Regions from separate parts of the Homo sapiens genome. Here region 1 is linked to region 2. The links are chromatin loops, found by intact Hi-C in ENCODE. Cell type or tissue: spleen. All regions are shown on one strand.

Evidence for each region. Hi-C counts contacts between places; a loop is a spot of excess contacts. Peaks named below come from ENCODE experiments on the same cell type or tissue, not always from the same donor. Only the 100,000 strongest peaks of a DNase experiment are listed, where the experiment ranks them.
Region 1: it touches region 2 in a loop (7-fold over the local background); 45 of 110 quality-filtered maps call a loop at or near these places.

The regions. Positions count from the first base shown.
Region 1 is chr14:30,903,288-30,911,287 of GRCh38, forward strand. STRN3 (striatin 3) reads right to left here. Exons shown (of 18, transcript NM_001083893.2): 13 at 7,754-7,875; 14 at 3,590-3,757; 15 at 2,131-2,271. Among named protein-coding and RNA genes, the nearest start is that of COCH-AS1, 17 kb to the left of the region's middle. In spleen, no CTCF peak of the experiment used is centred here; no DNase peak of the experiment used is centred here; H3K27ac peaks cover 575 bases.
Region 2 is chr14:30,652,737-30,660,736 of GRCh38, forward strand. SCFD1 (sec1 family domain containing 1) reads left to right here. Exons shown (of 25, transcript NM_016106.4): 10 at 753-852. Among named protein-coding and RNA genes, the nearest start is that of SCFD1, 34 kb to the left of the region's middle. In spleen, CTCF peaks have their summits at 3,589 (motif pointing right) and 4,990; no DNase peak of the experiment used is centred here; H3K27ac peaks cover 523 bases.

The DNA.
Region 1 (8,000 bases), 250 kb after region 2:
ATGTAGAGTAATTAAAAAAATAGGTTTGAGGAGATACTGGGAAAGAGACTTAGAAGATAATTTTGGTTTAAGATCTGACCATGGCACCATGTAAATATTTTACATAATTATAAAACAATTTTTTTTGTTTAAGAGACAAGGACTCACTCTGTCACCTAGGCTGGAGTGCAATGGTGCAATCATAGCTCACTGTAACCTTGAACTCCTGAGCTCAAGGGCTTCTCCTGCTTCAGTCTCCAAAGCTAGGACTACAGGCACACATCACCATGCCCACCTAATTTTTTAAGTTTTTGGTAGAGATGGGGTCTCACTATGTTGCCCAGACTGGTCTCTACTCCTAGCCTCAAGCTATCTTCCCACATTGGCCTCCCAAAGTGGTGAGATTACAGGCATGAGCCAATGCGCCCAGCCAACAGTTGTTTTTCTAAAAGAAATTAATGAAAATCAAAAGTAAAATTAAACAAATGAACTTAAGTATATCCAACTGGTGGTGTAACTACAAAGGAAGGAACTATTCCAAGTGACTTTAAAGCATAGAAATTAGATTGTATATCACTAGTGGAATATACCCTAATTACAAAGTTTTATTATCAATATTTGATCTTTTGGTGGTAATGGTATTATTACTGAGACGATTCTGTGTACACTGTGGGGTAAATAAAATGAGAAACAATTTTGTTGAGAACCAAGATAAATCTGAAGTTGAAGTATTTTACTTTTTAAAAAATGTTTATTTCTTAGCTCTGTCCATTGAAAAAGCCTAACACAATGAACAACCCAGGAGCCATGAAGACCATGAGGATCAACTCAACAGCCTAGTACCCCAACTGTAGTCTCTAAATACCATTTCCCACTAAAAGAAACCACAACTCCTTAGATAAATAGCTGATTTCAGATCTAGGGCACAAAATGAACAACATGAACCTAGAAGATCTTGTCATATGTCATATCAGGAAGCTATCAACAACAACCAAAGTCATGGCAAAAGGACTCAGGAGCCAACATGAGCCCCACTGAGTAAGCCCCACTGGCCAAAATCAAAGGATCTGAACAGCAATAAATAAAGATAATACCTGCAATGGATCAAAACACATCAAATACATTTATATCCATGAGAGAGTATGATGATACCAAAAACACCACCCAAGACAAACTGGTCACCTTTAGAGGGTGCTAGCAAACCAACTCATTATTTTAAAAACTGGTAAATAAAGGGGAAAACCAAAACCCAATCATTTATCTTGCCTTTTTCCTTAATACACACTAACTCCAAGGTAACCAAATTGTTGATAAAGAGATGTTCTTTTTTATAGGAATAATCTAGCTAATAAATGGAGAGGGAATGATAAAATTAGAAAATCTTTCAATAGAAAATGAATGAACCCAGGAAATAATCCAGACTGAAAACATCACAAAAACATGAACAACCAGAAAATACTCACCTCTGATAAAAGCTTACAAATTACTTATGAAGTAAAGTTGCCAAGAACATTTAAAAATTTTTAAAAGAAAAAAACAGTGAACCTGAATTTGAATAAGTCTTTAGATCTATAATCAATTCACAGGAGAACTGTGAATAGAAATAGAGAAGCACATTAAATAACACAGGAATGCAACTAGCAAAATCCAGACTGTCGGAAACTTGACAAGACAAAGTAGCCAATTTCGTCAATTAAAAAAAAAAAAAAAAGAACATAAAAGAGATGAAGGGGAATCTATGGATGAAGAGAGACCTGAGAGACCTATCAAACAACTGCAATACATAAATCTTATGTGATCCCTATCTAAATAAACTGTAAAACACCACATAATGCATGTGTAATACTGGGCATTTATAGATAGGTATTAAAACTGAATGCTGAGTACATTAAGTTCATTATGTTATTTTCTCTACTTTCACCTTCATATTGCTCTAGACATTCCTCTTTTCCCATATGTCCACCCAAGCTTTTAAGCAAAATTTGAAGAAAAAGCAGACATAATATAAATAAGTATAACTGTAACATTATGAAACTAATTATTTTGCCATCCTAAATTCAAATAGTGAAAATATGAAAATTAGCTAAAAGATCACCCTCTATTGTGTAATAACCCTTTTTAAGGTTTCAAAGAAACTCCATGAAAACTTACCAGAATCTACCTGTGATGAAAGTATCACCAATGACTGTGATGTTTCTAAATCATAAATTACTGCACTACCAGTGTTGAAAGAGGTTACCATATGAGCTGGATCACAGCCTATAAAGTCAACTGATGTAGGTATTCCATGCTCTGAAATGAGCCCAAAGACAGACAATGTAAACAAAGTAAAATTACTATGAAATCTCTACTTTTTGAAATCTCTGTTTTTCTAATCAGAAAAAGGAATTCAAATAGTCTTGAAATACTGTTAATAATGAAAAGGAACACAACTGTGTCAGGATGGTGAGATAAGAAATATCTTTTCCTCAATTATTTAAAAACTTTATAGCATTCTATTTAATATTGTAAGAAAAATATAACTACAGAGCTCATAAAGAGTAAATACATGCAAAAGTTATTTGTTCTATTACACGTTTTCTTCTAAGGGATTAAATAAAATCCTAGTCTTTTGGCCAATTTGCCAATTATACTTCTTACTGTAAAATGATAAATTAGCATTCTCACATAACTTTGGGAGACTGGTTCACCTATCAGAGATCTGTAGGCCTTATCAAGCAGCTAATACAAGTCAGATTTTTGGACTCATGAAAATGGCTTGGACTCTGGAATCAGCTGATGCAGTACTTTACCCTAAAATGGCCTGAGCAGCAATTTCTCTCTTTAACATACTAAATTAAACTAGCCAGATCAATGCACAATTAGATGGAATATGGAGCCAAGCTATTAACTATCTAGATGAAGCCAGAAACAAATACCTAAATGAATTCTTACCTCTAAAGCTTGGATAACTGAAAATTAGTACAATCACTACGGTGTCTAAGAGACACAAAATTATATATTTACTATTCACCTAAAATGTTTTAAAACAATATGTATTTTTATGTACAAATAAAAGGTCTAATTAAAAAAATTTAAAATGACTTGGAAAATAAGACCAGTAAATGTCTTCAAAAGGTAAACTGGTTAAAGCCTTTTTAAATAGGAAAATATTTAAAATCATGAAAATAACCCAATTTGTACTGTTCCAGTTAGGGGTTCAGTGACTATGGCTGGACTACTCAACTAGTGTGCTCGAGGTAATGGAACACAGGGTTTATAGGTATGCTTGAGACTGTGATCCCTTCGGTCTTTGTGGGGTAGTCGTCTGGAACAGGTGGTGTGCCTCCTGTTGTCCCTATGAGTATCCTCATTTGTCTATTCCACTGTTATATACAATAGTTTTACATTTTTAAAAAATGGAATACAAAAAAGGTAAAAAAGCATTGCACTACAGGACATAGTTGCAAAGCACTTCAAAAAAATGAGTAAAAAGTTTATCCTAACTTTTACAAAATTCATTCAATATATCTCTTTGGAACAGTAAAGAAATACATCAATTACTTTGTCCTTTATATATTCCAATTTTTTAAAAAAACTAACTTTTCTCACAGATGCAAAATTTACTTACTTTTATCTCCATTGTAAGTGCAAATACATGGCAATTTTTCTTGTGGATTCCATAACCTAACAGTGCCATCTGCTGAACAAGACAGTAATTGATTTTTTATGCCACTATAAGCAAGACCCCAAACTGCATCTGTATGACCAACTAAAGTGCCAGCTAGAACATTTGGCTCTGGGGAAAAAACAAACAAACAAAAAATTAGGTAAAAGAAGTTTAAAAGAAACTTTGATACATAAAGAAAACTTACCATATAACTGAGCATAAAGAACACACATAAAGGCCACAAGAAGATAAACTAAAGTGTACATAGTGGCTATATCTAAGAGTAGAGTTATGGCCTACTTTTATACCCTCCTCCCATCAACATTTTTCTGTATTTTCACAATTTTCTATAAAGAAACATATGCTTTTTTTTTTTTTTAAAACAGCTTTCTTGAGATACAGATATAATTTACATACCATACAACTCTCTCATTTAAAGTGTATACTTCAATGATTTTTGGTATGTTGTTCACAGAGTTATACAACCATCATGACAATCAATTTTAGGGTACTTTCATCACTCATTAGTCACTTCCCCCAATTCCTCCTCCCCACCTTTCCACAAGTCTAGGCAACAACTAATGCTCTGTCTCTATAGATGTGTCTTTCTGAACATTTTCTATAAATGGAATCATACAATATGTGGTCTTTTGTGACTGGGTTCTTTCACTGAGTATGTTTTCTTTTTTTCTTTTTGAAATAGGGTCTTGCTCTATCACCCAGGCTGGAGTACAGTGGCATGGTCACAGTCCACTGCAGCCTTGAACTCCTGGTCACTGAACATGTTTTCAAGGTTTATCCATGTTGGAGCATGTATCAGTACTCCATTTATTTTTAGTGCCAAATAATATTCTGCTGTATGGATATACCATATTTTATTTATCTGTTCCTTAACTGACAGACATTTGACAGCTGATAACATTGAGCATAATTTGTCTGACAATCCTGTTTTTCTAGTAAACTCCTCCCACTTTCCATGAATGGTTCTTATCATCTCCACAATTCTCACAGCTCCCAACCTCTCTTCCTCATGAATGACTATGCCTCATATTTCACTGAGAAAATATAGCATTCAAATAATGCTGCATGTTTCTTATCCCCCATCTTCTTGCTGCGTAATATATAAATGATTAGTGTCTAAAGGTATCTTCTCCTAGCTTCCAGATACAAGCAAGGAATCTGTCCTCCATCCTATCAAAGGCTAATACCAGATGTCACTAACTTGCTGTAATGTTTACTGCTTCTCTACTACACAAATTCTCCTCCTTGGAATCATTACCATAGTGAAAAAAAACTTGTTCCAGAATCTCTTCAACAAAAAATCTTCATTAATCCTATCCTACCACCCCTTCCACCCAGCAATAGAAATATGCTTTTCACTTCCTGTTTACTCTTCAAATCACTCCAATTTGGTTTCTGATACCACTACCACACCAAAACAATCCTTGCTAATGATGATCCCTACACTATCAAATTTAATACTTTTCTTTGATGATACAAAACATTTTGTTGTTGTTCCCATTATATTGCTTTTCATCCATATAGTCTGACATGAAAGATTATCCAGAGGTCCCTTCATTCTTCAGTCTTAGCTGCAGCGTCCAAACTCTGTCTGGCCAAGACCTGGGTGACCTGCTAGTCACTTATAAAAAGGAAACTTTATATCATATTATTGGACCTCTCAGCAACATTCGAAAGTGCAGACTGCTTCTTTCTTCTCAAAATTGTTTCTTCTTTAGTGTGCGCTTCCATGATTTCGCACCCTCTCCTGCACTTCCTTCTGTCTCTTGGGTCACACCTCCTCAGTTTCCTTTCTTGGCTCTCTTGCTCTAGCCACTCTTCCAGTGTCAGAGTTACTGAGGACTTTAGTCCCAGGTTGTCTTCTCTTCTTACACCAAACAATACACTCCCCCAGTATTGCCCATTCTTATAGTTTAATGTATTATTTGTATAGAGAAGACTGTCCATGTTTTTAACTTCAATCGAGATCTCTTTGGGCTCCTTATTTGTATATTACCTACTTGATATTTGTCATCCTTTAACATGCCTAAAATCTGAACTCACCATCTTAAATCTCCTCACACCTGTTCTGTCCTCGTTTCAATAAATGCTCCCATCACATGCTCAGTTACTCACATCAAACAGGACTGAATGTTCTGAATGTTTGAAATGTTCTGAAATTAGTGATGATGGCTGTAAAACTTTGTGAATGTTCTGAAATTAGTGATGATGGCTGTACAACTTTGTGAACATAGTAAAAACTACTGAACTGTAGACTTTAATTTTTTTTTAGAGATGGGGTCTTGTGGCTGCACATAGTGGCTCATGCCTGTGATCCCAATACTTTGGGAGGCTGAGGCAGGCAGATCACTTGAGCCCAGGAGTTTAAGACCACCCCGGGCAACATGGCCACCATTTCTACAAAAAATACAAAAATTAGTGCGGTGTGGTGGCTCACACCTGTGGTCCCAGCTCCTCAGCCTGGGAGGCGGAGGTTGCAGTAAGCCAAGATCACGCCACTGCCCTCCAGCCTAGGAGACAGAGCAAGACTGTTTCCAAAAAAGAAAGAGAGAGAGAGAGAGAGATTGGGTCTCACTCTCTTCCCAGGCTGGAGTACACTGGCACCATCATAGCTCACTACAGCCTTTACTTCTCACACTCAAGTGATCCTCCCAGCTCAGCCTCCCGAGTGTCTGGGACTATAGGCATGTGACACCCCATCTGGCAAATCTTTAAATTTTTGGCAGACATGAGGTCTCACTGTGTTGCCCAGGCTGGTCTTGAACTCCTGGCCTCAAGTGATCCACCCACTTCGGCCTCCCAAAGTGGTGGGATTACAGGCATGGACCATTGTGTCCAGCCTGAACTGTATACTTTAAAAGGGTGAATTTTGTGATATGTAAATTATCTCAGTAAAGCAGTTAAACACATACAAATTAAGAGTCACTCACCCATCACTTTATCTACTCAACATAATTTATCAATAAATCCTGTCTATTCTACCACACTCCCTCAGCGTATCTTAAAACCACTTCTAAATGCTGTGCTACCACCACTCTAATCTTGGCAATGTCGTTTGTCACCTAGTTTACTGGACTACTTTATGACAGCAGCCTCCTAACTGGTATTTCTCTTTCCACTCTTCTCGCCCCCAATTTATTCTTCTCACAACAGACACAGTCACCTTTTTAAAACCTTACATTTATCAGATAACTTTCTGGCTTAAAACTCTTTACTGAAAGTTTCCTCTTATCCTTCAGATTTTGGCTTGAATGTCACTATTTTAGAAAGACCTTTCTTGACTAACTCTTCTAGAGAAGGTTCTGCCTGTTACGCCCTCTCAACAGTACTCTATCTTCTTATCATTTATCACAATTTGTAACCATAGATCCCATCCCTTCGCTTATCTGTTTTATGTCTCTACTTTCCATTAGTCTAAATCTTATTTCTTGACATAGTGCTTACCACAATGCCTAGCTAATGTAGGCACAATGTGTGTGTTAAATAAAAAGAACAAAGAGTTCATAAACATTTTGTTTTAACGTTTTATAATTATTAACAGTGCCCTTACAAATATATTTGAACACAGGTACAGGTAGGTGTTTCTGTAGAACAGATTTCTAAAAGCTACATTTGCAAGTCAAAGGAGGTTTCCTTTCTTTTTTTTTTTCTTCCATTTTGAAATTAAGAATGTTTTTGTAGATATGAGCTAAGAATAACAAAAAAAATTTTTGGCTCCAAAAAGTTTTAATGATTTATACCCCTGATGTTGGTTCCATTGTCTTTTGCTTAATATTTTTAAAATATATAAACTATTTCTTAAGTTCAAAATTTTGTTACTTAGATTACATTTTGTTTCCTCCTTCTTTTTGTAACTACTACCTAAATTAACATTTTAATTAATATAGTTTTTTAAACAACAGAGAAAGTATCAATTCATAGGCTTAAATACCCATGGCATGACATTTCCTAATTTTTCTCTTTAATAAAGCAATTTATTAGCAAATGGAAGAACTAAATGAGGTGACTAATATAGGTTTAAATAACCTTGTAATCATATTTGAGGTATTTACTTTTGTCAGCTCCATTCACTTAAAAAAAATACATTTTGATCATTTTACTTACCATATGTATCATATGGATCTACACTGGGACTCGGCATATTCCACCACTGGATGGTTGCATCAATACCACCACTAAAACACTGTTCTCCATTAGAACTAATAGCTAATGACAGAACAGGGCCGCTATTGTAGGAAGAGAGGAAAAACAAATTACTGATAAATTCTAAGAAGAAACTCAAATCTCCATTCCCCCAACCTCTGAATTTATGTAATATCTAAAAACTGTTTTAAGAGAACATGTACACCTG
Region 2 (8,000 bases):
TAGTTCACACCTGTAATCCTAGTACTTTGGGAGGCCAAGGTGGGAGGATCACTTGAGCCTAGGAGTTCAAGACCAGCCTGGGCAATGTGGTTAGTTGCCCCGTCTCTAAAAAAAATTTAAAAATTAGCCAAGAGTGGTGGTGCACACCTGGAGTCTCAGCTAATTGGGAGACTGAGGTGGGAGGATTACTTGAGCCTGGGAAGTCAAGGCTGCAGTGACCTGTGATTGTGCCACTACACTCCAACCTGGGTGACAGAGTCTCAAAAAAAAAAATAAAGTTTCCTAAGTAAAATTTATAATCTGGCATCATACACAAGCTGTAACTAGTCCAAAGCATTACTGTAATTGTGTGACCACGTTAAATTTGTTTTTTAAAAGCCAGCCTCCCCCGTCTCTATAAAAATGTTTAAAAATTAGCCAGGTGTGTGATGGTGCATGCCTGTAGTCCCAGCTACTCCAGAAACCAAGGCAGAAGGATTGCTTGAGCCCAGGAGTTCAAGGCTGCAGTTAGCTATGATCGCGCCACTGCACTCCAGCCTGGGTGACATAGCAAGACCCTGTCTCAACAAAAAGCAAAGTATTGTGGTGCTTGCTTCAGCAGCACATATACTAAAAAACAAAGTATTAGGAATTGTCAATATTAGCATACTATTATTCATATCAAAATGGCATATACTGGAAAGTAGTAGAATATTTTAGATGTATACACTGGTATCAAGAGTTATGTAATTTTTTTATATGTATATTTACAGCTTCCAGAGGCCCTTATTAGTCCTTGTTGACAGAAACATAGATTTGGCAACTCCTTTACATCATACTTGGACATATCAAGCATTGGTGCACGATGTACTGGTAAGAGACTAAATGCAGCACTTATTACTGAAATATAGTAACATGCAGTGTTCCCTTTAATTTAAAATTAACATCATGGCTACAGAAACAAAAATGAGAAGGATGGAACTGAGACCTATGAACAAAACAAGTGATGGGATTTGGTATTACTGGGTGTGGATGCTGGAAAATGTGAAGCATTAAAGTTTAGTTTCAAATTTATGATCTTTATAGGGTAAAGTAGTGGTTTTGTTGGCCATGGAAAAGAAGGAAAAGAAAACAATTGAAGAAAATGGATTATTTTGTTTTATTTTTAATTTTCTAACCGAATAAGTAAATAAATGTGTTCTCCCTTAGGAGAAAAGCAGTAATTTCTCCCTTTTCTCTGGGAGTCAGTTAAACCTCATTTTACGTTAAAAAAAAAATAGTATTTTTTATGTTACACCATATGTTTTCTGAAGTAATTCCACATATCTGATTTTATGCTTATAGCAAAAATTTGTATTTATGCATATGTAAATTTAGCTGCTAAGTGTTGTGTTTAGCATGTGACATACACAGGTGATAAAACACGGCTTCAGTCTTCAAAGACAATGGAAAGAAAATAGGTACACAAATAATTTCTCTATGAGACACTATGTAATCAGGCCAGAATAGTCTCTATTTGATAGACAGACGTTAAAGAATTTGAACTCAAATCATGGGCTTTGTTAAAACTAACACTGTAGTTTACTAACTCCTAGCTCAGGACTCTAGGGATTACACTATATAATCATATCATGATAGTAAAGACTGCCCAACATGTCATATAAACAGGGAATGAAAGCTGAGTGTAGTGGCTCATGCCTATAATCCCAGCACTTTGGGAGGCCAAGGCAGGCGGATCACATGAGGCCAGGAGCTAAAGACCAGCCTGGCCAACGTGGCGAAATCCTGTCTCTATTGAAAATACAAAAATTAGCCAAGCGTGGTGGCACACGCCTGTAATCCTAACTATTTGGGTGGCTGAGGCTTGAGAATTGCTTGAACCCAGGAGGCGGAGGTTGCAGTGGGCCAAGATTGTGCCACTGCACTCCAGCCTGGGTGACAGAGCAAGACCTAGTCTCAAAAAAAAAAAAAAAAGGAAATGAAAGACATGCAATAGATGATTTGGTTTATTTCTTTAAAACCTGGATATTGGCTCTAAAGTGTTTATTTAAATAAATCAGATTTAGAATTACTGATGGAAATTGGCCATTCTTCTATGCCATGACTCTAGGATGAGTGTCGAAGAAATAGCAGTCAACTTTAATTCAGTAGACAGGGCAAGAAGAATCAAAGGGACTCTTAAATTAAACCCTAAGTAGTAGAACATGGAATCAGGCTTTAGGAGGTCAAGTAAGAGGTGGGAGAGGAGGAATTCAGTTCTACCAATATTTGAGTGCCTACTCTTTAACACACTTTCTAAACCCTGGCTTCAATAGTAACAAAAACAATAGCTTTCCTGTCTTTCTAGAGCTTACATTCTAGTAGGGGAAACAGGCAATAAAGAAAATAAAACTTGCAGCATTTCAGAAGGTGGAAGATACCCTGAAAGACAGTAAAGTAGATAATGGTGAACAGGAGTGAAATTTTAAAACAGGGAAGTTCTCACTGATAAAATGACATTTGAGTAAAGATCTAAAGGAGGTAAGGTAGTGAATTATATAGCTATGTGGGAAAAGAACATAAGCAGAAGGATGACTAATATGTTTGGAAAATGGCAGGGCAGCCAGATGGCTACAATGAAGAGAGGCAGGGGAAGAGAAGCAGGAGAAAAGGTTAAATAAATAGGACCCAGGAAGCAATATAATACAGGACTCTAGGGATTATAGTATATGATTGTATTGTGATTGTAAAGGCCATTGACTTTAATTTGATGGAAATGGGGAACCACATGGGATTCTAATATACATTTGAAGACTGTCACTCTAGCTGTTATACTGAAAATGGACTCCTTGGGGGCACAGGAAGAGCAAGATCGGTTAGGAGGCTGTTGCAGTTATCTTAGCTGAGATGATAGCAGCTTATAGCAGGACAGAAATGGTAAGGGCTGTGTTTTTTATACTGACTGTAGAGTATAGGATTTGCTGATAAGTTAGATGTGGGAGTTAGATGTAGAGAGAGAGAGAACTCAAAGATGACTCCAAGGTTTTAGCCTTTGCAAATGGCAAGACGTTGTTGTTTAGTGGGATGGAAAAGGCAGTTTCCCCAGGGAAGATCAGATGTTTAGTTTTGGGTATGTTAAATGTGAGATGCCGGCCAGGCATGGTGGCTCATACCTGTAATCTCAGCACTTGGGGAGGCCAAGGCAGGAGGATCACGTGGGCCCAGGAGTTCAAGACCAGCCTGGCAACATAAGGAAGCACCATCTTTACAAAAAATAAAAATTAGTGACTTGTGGTGGCACACCTACTCAGGAGGCTTAGGTGGGAGGATCAGTTGATCCCCAACAGGTTGTGGCTACTACAGTGAACTGTGATCACATCACTGTCCTCCAGCCTGGGTAACAGAGTAAAGACCCTGTCTCAAAAAAAAAAAAATGAGGTGCCCATTAAGATATCAAAATGTAAATGTTGAGTAGGTAGTTACATGAGTCTGGAGTTCAGGAAAAAAGTCTGGTCCTCAGCCTCCCAAAGTGCTGAGATTACAAGCATGAGCCACTGCACCCGGACAGAAAATATTTTTAAATGACGGAAATTACAACATGTTTGTATACTAATGGGAATGATCCAAACAGCGAAGTTAATGATGCAGGAGATAAGAGCGTCCTGCAGGTGGCATTAGTGAGCACTGTGGACCAGGATTTCTCAACCTTGGCATTATTGACGTTTTGGACCTGATCATTCTTTGTTGGGGGGCAGGGGGAGCTGTCCTGTGCATTGTAGGATGTTTAGCATCATTCCTGGCCTTGACTCTCTAGGTGCCAGTGGAACTCCCTCAGTTGTGACAATCAAAACGTCTTACACACGCCAATTATACCCCGGGTGGCAGAAAGGGGCAAAATTGCCCAATTGAGAACCATGGTTACAGGCTGACAACATGAGTTTCAAAGCTAGTTTTAGGAAAGAGGGCAAGTAAAGAGTCTGGGAGTAGCAAGGAAGACACCTAATTCCAGTCTCAGATCCAGTGGTATGAGCTGTGAGAGGTTAAAGAAAAAAAAAAATCAGGTTCCCATTTGAGAAGGCTCCAGGGGTTAGCCAGTTGGAGTTCAATTAGAGCAAGAAAGAACAGGGAAAGTTTAGAGAGGATGTTCAGAATAGGAGATTTTGCTGATGACTGAGTATGGGTTCCAGAAGTGATGACAGGATTTCTAGAGTAGGGTAAGAATAGGAGATGGGGTCTCAGTGGGATTGGAGGTTAAAGAGTTGTACAGGGATTAATGGGCATAATAAGATAGTATTGGTAGTCTCAAATCATATTTGGTTGGTGGGGCCCTTACTGTTGGGTAGGAGCAAGGGGCAAGTGTCTTAATAAGAGCATAGCATACAGATCACGGGTGCCTCATCACACCTGCCAGTGGTGTTGGTGTTAAGGCAATCTAAAACACCGAGATGTCTAGGGATCCTTTCCAATTCTTGAACTTTAAGAGTCCCTGGGCTCCCTCTTCATTCCCCTGGATGGAGGAAATTAAAGTACAGGGTGCTTTGAGTACAGGAGATAAGACACATGTACAAATAATTGCAACATAAAAAGGGTAGACTCAGTCTCCATTGTCAGAAGAGGAAATTGGGAAATATAACTTAGGGCAGAGATTCCCTAAAACCAAACAAGGATAATACTGGTCCTTGATGAGGTTTTCACTGTTTCAGAATGAGATGAGAATAAAAAGGACTATGAAATGTGTTTTTATACTGGCCTTTATACAATTTTTATTTCCTACTATTTGAAGTGAAAATATCCTTTTAAAAATAAAAGGTGGTGAAAGTAGATGGTAGAGTTTTTTTGTTTAATCTTCACATAAAAAGTTGGGAATCTTTGAAGAGGTTGGTTATAATTAACTATGCAACTTAAAATGACTTAATTCTGTTTATTAATCTTAATGCAGTTTCTGGATATGAACAAACTATAACTGAGATGTCATAAATTATAATCACAAAAATTTTTGTTGATTGCTAAACCTGCTACTTTTGAAGGTCTTCAGAGCTTTTAAAACGCTTAATAATTATACCCTTTGCCTCCACAAGATGGAGTAAGTAAATAGTAAATGTTAACTTAAAATTGCAGTTTACTTTTTATATTAAATGTCTTTGCCTGAAAATCTGCACCATTGATAATTGTTTATATATTAGAACTTACAAACAACTATGAAAATTCACACAGCTTCCCTCTGTGTCAGAAAGATGATTTTTCTCATTTTAAACGGGAAATACACACTTCTGGTTAAAAAAAAAAAGAAAAAGCAACTTTGCAGTGCCCATCTCCTTTTATTGGGATATAAGAAGCAAAATTAGTAATTAGAAGCCCTGATTCTTTTTTATTATATCTTGGTTGCAGGAGAGGTGGATTTGATTGTTCAGCTGCAGAGCTGTGGACTTCAGTCAAAGGGATGGACATTATTTTATCTCTGTTTTTTTACTTGGCCTTTATTTTTTCAAATCTTAGGTTCTCTTTTTGTACCTTTCACCCTCTGCTACTGACTCTTATTATTTGAAACATTAAATCGGAAGTTATACTAATAGACATAGGGACTTTAATTAAAGTTTACCTTTTTTTCCAGTCAAGAATAAAAAAAAAATGGTTTCCAAATAAATATGTATTTTTTAAAAGGTTGTAAGAGAAGCATTTTTTTTATTTTTTATTTTATTTATTTATTTATTTTTTTGAGATGGAGTCTTGCCCCGTCGCCCCGGCTGGAGTGCAGGAGTGCGATCTCGGCTCACTGCAACCTCTGCCTACCAGGTTCGAGCGATTCTCCTGCCTCAGCCTCCTGAGTAGCTGGGACTACAGGCATGTGCAACCATGCCCGGCTAATTTTTGTATGTTTAATAGAGATGGGGTTTCGCCATGTTAGCCAGACTGCTCTAGAATTCCTGACCTCAGGTGATCCACCTGCCTCAGCCTCCCAAAGTGCTGGGATTACAGGCGTGAGCTAACGCACCTAGCTAAGATTATAGCTAATGCACCTAGCTAAGGTTATAAGAGAAGCACTTCAGGAACACCTATTTCCTTAAAGACGTGTGATTGCAATGTAACAGGTGCCTAGATATAGTTCAAGATTGATGCTTTGGGTCCAAGGTTGACATTCTTTGATCCTCTAATCTTTATTAACACAAAACCTCTTGGTCAGCACTATGTAGCCTAATTTCAAGCATTTGCCTAAAAGTCAAAAGTGTAATGTAAACTTTTACTCATTTAATCCAAGCAAATATATATTTTACTGTACTTGATAGGAAGTGTCTACTGAAGGTCTGTAGGCTATGTAAAAGCCCAAAAGATATCCCTGATTTCATTCACTTTTTAAAAATAGCAGTGTTTCAGTATATCTCCATATTTGTTGCTGTGTCTGAACTTGGATTGAATTTTTATTTAATCTAAGGGAGAAAAAGAGTATGTACTATTTACTGATCTAACTGTAGCTGCTATAGTTTTTTTTTTTTTTTTTGCCTTATATTCTAGTTGTATAACATTTGTCTATATGATGGAACATTTTACAAAGTTTTAATAATATATTTTATAATCAAATATATTCAAAATATTTGCATTTCAACATAATATAGGATCATGTAATCAATTAATAATTTAAGATATTAGATGTTTTCTTTTCATATTTAAGTCTTATATATTTTACATTTACATCACATCTCAATTCAGACTAACCACATTGAAGGTACTCAGTAGCCACCTGTGACTATTGGCGACTGTATTGGACAGTGCAATTCTAAATCATAAGACCCAAATTCTTTACTACTTTTAGAGATTGAATGAATTGCTTATGAGTTGAAATTATCACATGAAGACTGGTAGAAATGTTTGCATATGGCCGGCAATGTATCTGGTGGGTGGGAGGGTTCCAGCTCATGAGTCCTAGGGTTGTAAACAGCTCTGCTTTAATAAAAATGAACAAGCTTCCCAAATATATTGCTGATGCTGTAAAGAATACCTTGGCCTCTGAATTAAGATAGGTTAGGTTGTGCTACTTAGTCTAACCCTCTAACCTCAGTGGCATAAAATAATAAAGATTTTTTTTTCTTGGTCATAGTATTTATTGTTCCTTGTCCAGTATGGATGAGCAAAACGATTGTGGGTTGTACTTCATATTTTTAGGTTCTGGTATGAATAAAATTTTTTAAACTTTTACTAGGGAATATTTCAAATAACACAAATACAGAGAATACTGTAATGAACTCATGTTTACATTGTTCAGCTTCCCTGGTATTATATGATCTAAGCATGAATACTTCAGCATGTATCTATTTTTTAAAGTTATAATTTTACGCAACAAAATTAATGATAATTTCCTGGTGATATACCCGCTCTGTATTGATTGTTTCAAAGATGCTTCTTTACAGTTGGCTTGTTCAAATAAGGATCCAGAAATACATCTATACATGGCATTAGTTGATATGGCTCTTAAATCTCTCAGTTCCTCCCTCCTCACTTCTTTTTAATTGCCATTTTTTGATTGAAAGAATTAGGTCATTTTTCTATAGAATTTCCTACATTTTGGCATTTGGCTGATTGTATCCTTTTGTATTCCCGATACTTTCTGTAAACTAATTGATTGTGGAAATTGATTAGATCTCATTCAATTCTTTGTCAAGGCCACTTTAACTAGCAGTGTTCTTTAGTTTCTGTTTTATTACATCAGGAGGTACATAATGTCTGTTTGTCCTAATGTTAGTGAACAGATTGATCAGTAGTTTCAGGTATTGTCAGCATGATCCATCCATTAAGGGTTCTCCATAAATCTTTTACCTAAAGGTTTAAATGTCACTGATAATTATTGCCTCTTTATTTTAATTACTGATGGCAAATGGTGATTTTCTGTTATTCCTCCTCCATCTTTTTAGCCAACATGCTTATATAAATAACTTTTTTTTTTTATCACCTACTTAGGACAAATGCTTGTCTTCCTTTGTCAATTTTCAGAATTAGTGAGTACCCTAGTAATTTGCAGAGACAATCAATAAAGTCATTTGTTTAAGTAT